Linked DNA regions of Homo sapiens: all the other regions are linked to region 2. Evidence: chromatin contacts called from ENCODE Hi-C or POLR2A ChIA-PET data. All regions are on one chromosome and are shown on one strand. Each heading gives the region's core, a stretch centred on a gene start or an enhancer-like site at or near the end of the contact. The rest is flanking DNA. Distances are from core to core; before and after follow the strand shown.

Evidence for each region. Hi-C counts contacts between places; a loop is a spot of excess contacts on that map. ChIA-PET counts read pairs that join two places held with the same protein, here RNA polymerase II (POLR2A). Pooled maps may share reads with other maps.
Region 1: a loop to region 2 is called in a pooled map, with 5 times the contacts of the local background. The contact joins the promoter of DAZAP1 here to the promoter of ARHGAP45 in region 2. A Hi-C loop is called at or near these places in 2 of 37 single-sample maps with no recorded cell type and 4 of 50 pooled maps. POLR2A ChIA-PET finds 5 or more read pairs at or near these places in 1 of 52 experiments (T-cell).
Region 3: a pooled map shows a loop between it and region 2 (3-fold over the local background). The contact joins the promoter of C19orf25 here to the promoter of ARHGAP45 in region 2. A Hi-C loop is called at or near these places in 1 of 50 pooled maps. POLR2A ChIA-PET finds 5 or more read pairs at or near these places in 2 of 52 experiments (HepG2 and K562).
Region 4: a loop to region 2 is called in a pooled map, with 2.8 times the contacts of the local background. The contact joins the promoter of PWWP3A here to the promoter of ARHGAP45 in region 2. A Hi-C loop is called at or near these places in 1 of 50 pooled maps. POLR2A ChIA-PET finds 5 or more read pairs at or near these places in 2 of 52 experiments (H1 and naive thymus-derived CD8-positive, alpha-beta T cell).

Annotation. Positions count from the first base shown.
Region 1 is chr19:1,406,261-1,409,073 of GRCh38, forward strand. DAZAP1 (DAZ associated protein 1) reads left to right here and starts at 1,326. Exons shown (of 12, transcript NM_018959.4): 1 at 1,326-1,542. The coding sequence starts at 1,514. RefSeq lists silencers at 1,170-1,399, 1,540-1,749, 2,130-2,229.
Region 2 is chr19:1,065,917-1,068,616 of GRCh38, forward strand. ARHGAP45 (Rho GTPase activating protein 45) reads left to right here and starts at 1,251. Exons shown (of 23, transcript NM_012292.5): 1 at 1,251-1,579; 2 at 2,498-2,700. The coding sequence starts at 1,490. RefSeq lists an enhancer at 694-1,200 and silencers at 1,061-1,820, 2,131-2,370.
Region 3 is chr19:1,477,957-1,480,656 of GRCh38, forward strand. It overlaps C19orf25 (chromosome 19 open reading frame 25), which reads right to left and starts at 1,259. Exons shown (of 3, transcript NM_152482.3): 1 at 1,207-1,259; 2 at 818-949. The coding sequence starts at 947. RefSeq lists enhancers at 444-944, 1,306-1,425 and a silencer at 1,036-1,085.
Region 4 is chr19:1,353,609-1,356,325 of GRCh38, forward strand. It overlaps PWWP3A (PWWP domain containing 3A, DNA repair factor), which reads left to right and starts at 1,351. Exons shown (of 14, transcript NM_001369789.1): 1 at 1,351-1,527; 2 at 2,716-2,717. RefSeq lists silencers at 1,010-1,109, 1,095-1,255, 1,140-1,429, 1,490-1,559 and an enhancer at 1,152-2,037.

The DNA of each region.
Region 1 (2,813 bases), core at 76-2,575, 340 kb after region 2:
CCCAGGTTGGTGTGCAGTGGCGCGATCTCGGCTCACTGCAACCTCTACTTCCTGCCTTCAAGCATTTCTCCGGCCTTAGCTTCCCGAGTAGCTGGGATTACAGGCGCCCACCACCACGCCCGGCTAATTTTCTTTTGTATTTTTAGTAGAGACGGGGTTTCACTATATATGTTGGCTAGGCTGGTCTCGATCTCCTGACCTAAATTGATCCTCGGCCTCCCAAAGTGTTGGGATTATAGGCGTGCGCCACCTCACCCGGCCTTGTTCCTTGTATTTATTTAATTCTGTGATGATGAATAAACCAAACGATCAGGCTGTCAATGTGCTGTGAGATTAAGGAGAAAAGCAGTAGGCAGCACGTACCCGGTTTTACAAAACCCTGCGGGTCACCTGTTTACTACCGTCAGCCTAGACCGGTTTTTCCACCTCCTTCTGCTGACATTGGAGGACGGGTATCATTCTTTTTGGGGGGTCGTCGTGTGCACTGCAGGGTGCTGAGCGGCATGTCTGGTCTGGACCCACTCGATGCCAGCAGCACCCCGCACTCAAGTTGTGACAACCAAAACCGTGTTTTCAGACATTGCCAAGTTATCCCCTAGGGGGCAAAGTCACCCAGAAGAAGAACCACTGATGTATGCAATTAACAGATGCAACTAAAACAGTATTTGGCTATTAATAGTAATAGCACTTGGGGGGGGGGTCAATAATATCTTTTCATAGTCATTGAATTTAGTTAATTGTTTTGATTTGATTCCAGTTCAGCCCCGAACTGGGTGACCTTGGCCAAGTGACTCAGCCTCTCGGACCCTCGGGATCCTCTTCTGTGAAATGCGGACAGGGGAAGGAGCCTCGCGCGGGACGCTCACGTGCCGTTCCCGCTCCGTCCGCCCGCCTGGGGTGCGGGCGGGTACACTCCCACTCCCCGCAGCGCCCCACGCGGCTCCACCGCTTCCGAGTGAAGAGTTAAAGAGGAAGCGGCAGCCGCGCCTGCGCCCACAGTGCCTAGCCCGGAGCGCCGGTCTCGCAAGCGCGCACGCGCACGCAAGCCCGCACGCGCGCGCACGCACGCACGTGGCTCGGCCCGCGCGCATCCTCCCCTTGCAGGGGCGGGGCCAGCGCAGGGACTCCATTTCCCAGCGTGCCCCGCGGCAACGCCAGGAGCCTCCGAGGAGAAAGGAAAACGCGCGACGGCCCCGACTGCGGCGGCGCGAAATCCGCCTCAGGGACGCACGCACAGACGGAGTACCCCTGGACCCGCCCCCGGAGACCCCGTGCGGGAGCGCGCCCGGGCGTGCGCAGGGGCGGCGGCGCGGCGGCGCGGGGACGCGCGGTGACCGTTGGCGCCGAGGGGAGGAGGCAGCCGCCGCCGCCGCCGCCGCCGCCGCCGCCGCCGCCGCCGCCGTTGCGCAGATCCGGGCCGCGGCTGTGGGGAGGGCGACGGAGCGGGTGACCTTCCGGAGGCGGGAGCGAGCGAGGAGGCCCGGGAGCGCCGAGCGTCGCCGCCGCCGCCGCCATGAACAACTCGGGCGCCGACGAGATCGGGTGAGGACGAGCGGCGCGGGCCTGCGTCTCCGCCCCGAGCCCGGCCCGCCGCTCCCCGCCGCCCGGCCTCAGACGCCGCCCCCCGGGGCCGCCCCGTCAAGGTCACGCCGGCCGGGGGCGGACTCGGGACCCGGACTCGCCGCGGCTTCGCGCCGGGGGCCCTGGACGGGTGCCCGGGGTCTGGGGGGGTCCTGGCGCCCCCGCCGCCGCTTCCCGGCTTCCCGTCCTGGGGGATCCTGAAGGAGAGCCTGAGGGGTCCGGGGGGCCCCGCCGCCGCCTCCAGACTTCCTGGTCGGGGGAACCCCGAACGGCAACCTGGGGGGGTGTCCTGGGGCGCCCGTGCCGCCGCTTCCCGACTGCGCGTCCTGAGGGACCCCGAATGGGAGCCAGAGGGGTTCAGGGGCCCCCGCCGCCGCTTCCTGGTTGTGGCGGCCCCGAACGGGAACTTGGGGGGGTCTGGAGCGTCCCCGTTGCCGCCTGTAGGGCTTCCTGGCCTGGGGGACCCCGAATGAGAACCTGAGGGAGTCTGCGGGGAGTCCAGGGCGCCGTCGCCGCCGCCTCCCGGCTTCCTGGCCAGGGGGACCCCAAACTGTGGCGTGGGGGGTGGTCCGGGGCGCCCCCAGCGCGCGCCCAAACTTGGCGGGCGGCGCACGTGGCGAGCCGAGGCGAGGGTTCCGGTTCTGCCACCGCCCAACCTATCCCACTCGGGGCTCCGGGCTCCCCGCTCCCATCCCACCCCCCCAAAGTGGTAAGGTCGGGAGGGGTTCGCAAACCCAGGGCCCAGGGGGCTCGGGTCAGCCGGGGCCTGCTGTGTTTACGTTGCCTCGGCGCCTCCCCGCCGGGGGTGGGCTTGAGCTGCGGAAGGGAGAGTCAGCGCTTCCGAGGCGGCGACGGGCCCGCGGATCTTTGCTGCGCCGAGGCGTCCCCTCCTATAGGAGCCTGACCTGCTCCGGACCCCGCGGGGCCGGGAAACCTCATTTCGCTGTGCCCCAGGGCTCGGCGCCATTCTTTGGTAGGAGCGGCTCCTGCCGCAGCGACGTCGTTTTAGAGTTGCATTCTTCCGGCAAAACAGTCTGGGTTGGGTTTCCTAGTGGTCTGGTGTAAATTTCTCGGTGCCCTTAGCTTTGAGCAGCGCCCTGTGTTCTCAGCGCTGGGCTTGGCTAGTGCGGGAGCGGTTGCTGCTAGAGGGTTGCCTTGGCAGGCGCCTCTCGCACCAGCTACAGGTCACACTTGTGGATGGGAAATGCCTTTTGTGGGCTCTCCCCCTCCCC
Region 2 (2,700 bases), core at 1-2,500:
CCTGGGAAGCTTACAGGAGCCCGGTGTCCCGGAGCACAGGCCAGGGCCGGGCCAGAAGCCCATCCGACATCCAGCTGACCCTCACCCTCTGACCCCAGCCCTCAGCGCCATGAGTCGGGGGCAAAGAGTTCTCAAGGGTCTGCTGGGCTGGGTTTGCACTTGGACCTGGGCCTGGAGAGCCAGACTTGGAGCAAGGGGCTGTGGCCTTCATGTCCTGTGCCCCAGAGATCTGCCCCTCCCACCCGAGGTAGGTGGGAATGGGGTTTGGGAAAGGAAAGAGGTTGGGGTTTTGGGATTGGGGGTGGGGTTCTGGAAGGGGACAGCAGGGAGACTTGGGGAGGGGGGAGAGAGTTCACACTGCGGGGTGGGGGTTGGGGGAAGGTAGGAGGCTGGGATCTGTATGCCTGCAGATGCCCCAGCTCTTGGCCAATGCCGCCTCAGGCTGTTATCAGCAACGGGTGCCTGCGTCCTGCTGCCCAGCACGTCCGGTGGTCCAGAGTCACTGGAATGCAGCTTGGGAGGCGGGGCTGGGGACCTTAGCTAAGGGCAGGTCTGGGGCAACATGATATGGCCCACAGGGCTGCTGAGAGGTAACCAGGTGTCCTCAGCATATTCTGCCGATGGTGGGGTCCACACCACACTTTGGGGACCCCTGTGCAGGCAGCCCAGGACCAGGTGGACGTGGGGACCCAGACGGACGTGGGGACCCAGACGGACAGGGCCCGGTAACCTGGATTGTTCTGACTTCCTGGACGTCTTTGCCCCCAGGGTTTCGGTTCTGGGCCTCAGTTTCCCCACCTGTCCTCGACCTGACCCACTTCACGGGGCTGCAGGGCGGGTGATGGGGGGGACCCTACTCTGCCCGGCCCTGCTGGGGCCCGGCCACACCCTAGGGTCTGCAGGAGAGGCGGTGGAGCGGGCTTGCCTTCAGGGAAAAGGGGGCTGCAGGGGCGCAGCTTCGGCCTGTGCGTGTGTCTGGGGTCTGAGGGCGAGGCTCCAGGGGCTTGGTGGCGTCTGAGCGCGTGTGGAGGTCCGGGTCTCTGCGTGTCATCGTGCACGTGTCTGTGCACGCCCACTCGCGTCCGGGAGTGAGAGTCAGCGCCCTGCAGTCGGCCGCCCCGTGCCCGCCAGCGTCAGGCAGGGGCTCCCGGTCCCACCCCGCGAGCGGCGCGGCTCCGAGCTCCCGAAGGCGGAAGCGGGGGGCGCGGCCCGGGGCTGGGGGCGGGGCCTGCGACCTCACCTTCGCGCCCACTCCGCAGAGCCGCAGGCTGAGGCCGGGAAGGGTCGGGGGCGAGGCCGCGTCGCCGCCTCCCCGAAGCCTTTTCCTGTTGGGGGGAGGGCCCGCCAGTGACGGCCGGGCCTGTCACGTGGGCCTGACAGCTGGGGAGGGGGTGGCCGGCGACAATGTGGTCCCGAAGCGGCCAGCGCCGGGAGCTGCAGCGCTGAGACCCCCAGCCCGCCCCCTCGGGCTCCCGGCCGGGGCCCCATCATGTTCTCCAGGAAGAAACGAGAGCTCATGAAAACCCCTTCCATCTCGAAAAAGAACCGCGCGGGAAGCCCCAGCCCGCAGCCCTCGGGGGTGAGTGGAGCCCGGGTGAGACCCGGAGCTGACGCCGGGCCGCAGGGGGACAGGGACCCGCCCTGTGCTCGGGGCTCATGCTGGGGCGGCGGCTGGGGGCTCGTGCCAGCTACAGCCCCTACCGGGCGGGACGGCAGGGGCCACAGCAGAGAGGCCGGGACCCCGGCATTCAGCTCACGGTAGGGACCCTGGGAGTGGTGGCCGCCTCCCTCCACTCCATCCAGGGCTGGCCGCGGGGCCCAGGGAGCAGGAAGGGAGGGTGCCGGGTTGGGACGATGTTGTGTTTGGGCCGCTGCAGGTTGGGGGCTTAGGCAATCTGGGGGCTCTAGGGGCCGTTGAGATGGGAGGGCTGTGGCCTGGCCATTGGGCTGAAGGTTGACCGGGCAGCAGATCCTCTAATGGGATCCACCAGGTTCAGAGGTTGGGGAGTGTCCCCAGGCCTGGGGTGTCTACAAAGCTGGGGGGGGGGTCTACAGAGCTTGGGGGTCCGGGATGTCTACAAGGCCTGGGGCTGCCCATAGGCTCTGGGGTTCCATGGACCTTTAGGGGACAGACAGAGTCAGAAGTGTGTTCACTTAAAGCACCTGCGTTGTAGGAGCCTGAGGGGGGCTTGAAGGGCTGAGGACCCTCCCCACCCCCACCAGGAAGTGGGGACCCCCCTCCCGCGCCTCCCCGCAGGCCCCGCCCCGGCTGTGGTTTGGGCAAGGACCGTTGTTTGTGAAAGCTCTAGGGAAGAGGATGTTGGGTAACAGGTGGGGGGGTACACTACCAAATCTCGGCCCTGTGACCTCTGGCCTTTGACCCCTGTGGGGTCAGGGTGATGGTGGCCCTCCACAGCCCCACTTCATTTCTGGGGAAACTGAGGCCGTGTCCAGGCCGGAAAATCCCTTTAACGAGCTCCCCTCGGACCTGCCCAAGGAGCTGCCCAGGAAGGATGGGGCTGACGCGGTGTTCCCCGGACCAAGCCTGGAGCCGCCCGCTGGGTCCTCCGGCGTCAAGGCCACAGGGACCCTCAAGCGGCCCACCAGCCTGAGCCGCCACGCCAGCGCGGCTGGCTTCCCCCTGTCGGGTGCTGCCTCCTGGACACTGGGCCGGAGCCACCGGAGCCCACTGACAGCCGC
Region 3 (2,700 bases), core at 9-2,508, 410 kb after region 2:
AGTCTCCTGAGTGGCTGGGATTACAGGCCCATGCCACCACACCCGGCTAATTTTTGTATTTTTAGTAGAGACAAGGTTCCACCATGTTGGCCAGGCTGGTGTCCAACCTCTGACCTCAAGTGATCCACCCACCTCGGCCTCCCAAAGTGCTGGGATTATAGGCGTGAGCCACCGCACCGGCCACTTATTTATTTTTGAGACACAGTCTGGCTGTGTTGCCTAGGCTGTATCCTCCCACTTTAGCCTCCAAGAAGCTGGGGCTACAAGTGTCCACCACCACACCCAGTAATTTTTTTTTTTTTTTGAGACAGTCTCGCACTGTCACCTGGGCTGGAGTGCAGTGGTGCGATCTCGGCTCACTGCAAACTCTGCATCCCGGGTTCAAGCGATTCTCCTGCCTCAGCCTCCCGAGTAGCTGAGATTACAGGCGCCTGCCACTATGCCCAGCTAACTCTGTTTTGTTTTTGTTTTTGTTTTTGTTTTGTTTTTTCATTTTTAGCAGAGACGGGGTTTCACCATGTTGGCCAGGCTGGTCTCGAACTCCTGGGCTCAAGCGATCCTCCCGCCTCATCCTCCGAAAGTGCTGGGCTTACAGGCCTGAACCACAGCGCCCGGCCTCCACCCCTGTCAGAAGAACCCTCTGAAAATCGGTCCCACTCTACGGAGGAGTAGAGGGAGACTCGGAGAGGATACGGACCGTGCCCATGTTGCGGGGGTTCCCAGGGCGTGGGGTCAGGAGTTAGGGGTGTGCTTCTCTCCCGTCCCCTTGCTGCCGGGGTCTCAGGTCCGCTTTTCCCCGGGACCGGGCTCCCCCTACCTTCCGGGGCCAGGATGGTGAACACTGGATCCTCTGCCGGCGCACCCCGCACATCCTCCAGGATCTGCTCCACCGTGGGGGGCGCTGGGCGGGTGGGCAGCAGCACGCGCTTCTTTGCCTTGGAGCCCATCTCTGAAGGCGGGGAAGGGGGCGCTGACCGGGGCGTCCACCTCTCCGCCCTTGCCCGGGCTGCTCCTCCCGCCCAGCGAACTCGTACGCACCCGTCGCGGTCCCGCTCCCGGGGAAGCCCGCCCTGTCCCGCCCCTCTGAGCTCGCCCCAGGCCCTGACCCTCCCTCCGCCCAAAAACACGGTGGCCAAGGCTTCAGGGTCTGGCTCAACCTCTGCCTCAGTTTCCCCGCGGTCACCCCAGTCGCCGGCCTCTTCCCACCTGGGCGCGGGACCCGAAAGCCCAGCGTCGACGACGCAGCCACTTCCGATTCCGGTCGGAGCACCGCCCCGTCCCCGAACACGTGACACACACTTCCGGCCTCCTCTCCCGCCGGCCCGCCGCTCATCGCGGGGCTCCGCCCCGTCTTAAAGGGATAGTGCCCTTGAGACTCGGATCTCAGCCTCTCAGGCGAACCCGAACCTGGACGCGCTACGATGAGAGCGAGTTCGAGTCCAGGCTCCACTGGCTGGGTAGAAAAGCATCCGAGGCTCGTCTTTCTGAAAAGGGGAACACGGCACTAGGGGACACGCCACCCATGTGGCTGACGGGAGCACAAAATTGCTGTCCACCTAAGGGAGCCTGGTGGTGCATGAGCACTCGGCGGCCGGAACACAGCGGGGGCGGGGCGGTCGCGGCGCCTCCACTTCCGGCCAAGGCGGGTCCTCCCACCTCGGGGACGGTGCTGGAGGTCACCTTTTCCTCTCCGCTGATGCCTGGGAAGGCAGAAAGAGCAGAGGGCCCTTTTCCTCTCTCAGGGGCTTTATTGAGATGCAGTTTACATACCATAAAGTTCTCCTGTTTATTTCGTTTTGTTTTGTTTTTTTAGAGACAGAGTCTCACTGTGTCGCCCAGGCCGGAGTGCAGTGGCGTGATCTCAGCTCACTGCAACCTCCGCCTCCCGAGTTCAAGCAATTCTCCTGCCTCAGCCTCCCGAGTAGCTGGGACTACAGGCGCCCGCCACCACGTCCGTCAAAATTTTTTTTTGTATTTTAGTAGAGATGGGGCTTCACTGTGTTGCCCAGGCTGGTGTCAAACTCCTGAGCTCAGGCAATCCGCCCGCCTCAGCCTCCCAAAGTGCTGGGATTACGGGCGTGAGCCACCGCGCCCGGCCAAATTCGCCTGTTTAAACTGTAAATTCAGCCTGGGCGCGGTGGCTCATGCCTGTAATCCCAGCACTTTGGGAGGCCGAGGCGGGCAGATCACTTGAGGCCAGTTTGAGACCAGCCTGGCCAACATGGTGAGACCCCGTCTCTACTAAAAATACAAAAATTAGGCTGGGTGTGTTGGCTCACGCCTGTAATCCCAGCGCTTTGGGAGGCCGAGGTGGGTGGATCACGAGGTCAGGAGATCAAGACCATCCTGGCTAACATGGTGAAACCCTGTCTCTACTAAAAATACAAAAAGAAAAACAAAATTAACCAGGCATGGTGGCGGTTGCCTGTAGTCCCAGCTACTCAGGAGGCTGGGGCAGGAGAATGGCATGAACCCGAGAGGCAGAGCTTGCAGTGAGCCGAGATCGTGCCACTGCACTCCAGCCTGGGCGACAGAGCAAGACTCTGTCTCAAAAAAAAAAATATTGTTGAGAGAGAAGGAAGGAAGGAAGGGACAGAGAGAGGGAAAAGGAAAGAAAGAGAAAGAAAGGAAAGAAGGAAGGAGAAGAAAAAGGAAGGAAGGAGAGAGAGAAAGAAAAAAAAGAAAAAGGAAATAAAGAGA
Region 4 (2,717 bases), core at 101-2,600, 290 kb after region 2:
GTTGCTGGGATCGACCGAAGACACAAACCTTCTATTCCCGCAAATGTGAGAAGGAAAAAGAAGTTAGAGCCGGCTTTGCTGTCGCCCCTTCCCCTTGAAGAGTCGGGGCCAGTGCGTGACGAATGCTGCTGTAAGTCTTTTAATTTTTTCCTTTTTTGAGACGAAGTCCCACTCTGTTGCCCAGGCTGGAGTGCAGTGGCGCGATCTCCCCTTACTGCAAGTTCCGCCTCCCGGGTTCAAGCGATTCTCCTGCCTCAGCCTCCTGAATAGTTGGGATTACAGGCATCGCCACCACGCCCGGCTAATTTTTCTATTTGTAGTAAAGACGGGGTTTCACCATGTTGGCAATGCTGGTCTCGATCTCCTGACCTCATGTGATCTGCCCGCCTCGGCCTCCTGCTGGGATTACAGGAGTGAGCCTGTATCTTTTTTATAGAGATGGGGTCTCGCCATGTTGCCCAGGCTGGTCTCCAATCCTTGGGCTTAAAGGATCTGCCAATTCGGCCTCCTTTGCTTTTAAAGAACTGTGGGGGCTGGCGAGGTGGCTCAGGCCTGTAATCCCAATACTTTGGGAGGCCGAGGCAGGCCGATCACCTGAGGTCAGGAGCTTGAGAGCAGCCTGATCAACATTTAGTATTCTCTACTAAAAATACAAAAATTAGCCGGGTGGGGTGGCGCGCACCTGTAATCCCAGCAGGAGGAGGCTGCAGTGAGCTGAGCTCGCGCCACTGCACTCCAGCCTGGGTGACAGAGCGAGACTCCGTCTGAAAAAAAATCAAAAACCGCTCAGGGAAAGGCCTGACACTGATGGAGCGACCGCTCCGGGGCTCCCGCCACCCGCGGCTGTTTCCGGTGCCCCCCGGGGTCTTGGGACCCTCCCAAGGTGGGTCCTGCTCTAGTTCAGAAGCTTATGACGCCTTTGCGGGGATGCCTGGCTTTGGGATCGGTTGGGATCTGCTGGAATTGGGTCCGTGGCGCGCAGCTCCCGGGCTGGGAGGTGCCGTAGGACCTGGAAGATTCTCGAAAGTTCTGGAAGGTTCTCTCAGGGATCGCCGCGGGCGGGGGAGCCTGTTTTCCCACCGAGACCCGCGAGGGCGGTGTCCGGGGTCTGACTGCAGGACAAAGGGCCGGGAGCGCGGGAGGGCGGCGCCCGGGAGCGGCCACACATGCCCCGCCAACCGGTCTCCTCAGGCAGCACTCCCGGGAAAAAGGGGTAGACGCGCGGCGGAAGGGGCGGGGCCGGCGCGCGGCCGTGGACGCCGGAGAGGGCGAGGCCGGCGCTCCTTGGGAGCGCGCGCGTCCCATTGGGCAGCGGGCGGAAGGGGGCGGAGCTTGGCGCCGCCGCGAGGCAAGCCCCGCCCCCGGCCCCGCGGGGAGCGGCGGCGGCGGCGGCGGCGGCGGTGGCGGAGGCGGTGAGCGCGGGCGGCGCGGACGGCAGCGGTTGGCGGGCGGGTCCTCCGCTGTTGCGGCCGCTGCGGCCTCCTTGCCCGGGCTTGGGGCGCCGCGCTGGGGAAAGCCGGGGGCCCGGTGAGCCCGCGGGATGCGTCCCCTCGGTTCCGCCGGGCGGGGCTGAGGCGAGGAGGCCGGGCCTGGGGGGAGGGGGGGCCCCGGCCTAGAGACTCCTCCGGGAGCGCCCGGTCCCTACCGCCGTGGGTCCCCCACTCTGCCCGGACCCCCTTTTCCGCCCCTGGCGCCGTGGGCCCCTCACTTTGCCTGGACTCCTTTTCCCGTCCCTGCCGCCCGGACCCCATCTCTTGCTTGGACCCGCTCCCCCATCCTTGCTGCCTGGACCCCTATCTCCTTCCCTGGATCCCCCTCACGTCTGCCGTGAACCCCATCTCTTGCCTGGACCCCCATCTGCTTCCCTGGATTCCCCACCCCCAACCGTGAAATCCCCCATCCCTGCCACCTGGACCCTCCGCTCCACCTCCTCCGTGAGCCCTCGTTCTTGCTCCCTGAGCCCCCCCGCTTCTGCTGTGACCCCCTTCTCTGTTGCCTGAATCCCCCGTTCCTGCAAGCCGCAACCCTTCCTCCGCCATGAAATCTTGTCCCTGCTGCCTGGACCCCTACTTCTGCTGCTGCTGTGATCCCCTCTCTTGCTGGAAACGCCACCCCTACCTCTGCTGGGAACCTCCTCTTCCCTGCTGCGGGGACGCCCCCCTCCGTTGTTGCTAAATTCCACCCCCACCCCCAAACCTCCTTTTCATTTCTGTCAACAGCCAAGCCAGTCCTTCCCATTGATGCTGTGAACGGTCTGCAGCTGTCCCCGTTCTTTCAGGGACATGGCAGCCAAAAGAGCAGTCGTTTTTCCGCTCTTATTTTTGTGTGTGTGCTGTGGTCAACTGTTAACTCCCCAAATTGGGGAGGGTTGTGAGCTTTGATTGTGTAAAATGCCTCTCCTGCCGAGGTCGGAGGCAGGTCTTCCGCACGGAGATGATTTATTCAGGAGCCTTTTAAAACTGATCTAGATAGAACCTTTGGGAGGGACTGTGCTGTATTTTATTTATGAAAAAATGCAGGCGCCTCCCTGGATACCGAGCCCCGTCGTTTCTGTTTGTCAGTCTGCTTTTTGGCATTGAGCATCTCAATGCAAGATTGTGGAATTAAACCATCTACTTGAGGCTAAGTCGAGCTAACCTTTGCCCCTGAGGGCTGTGTCTGCGTTAACATCGCCAGCAAACAGTTGTATAAACCACCGTGCAAATTTCGTTCCAGGA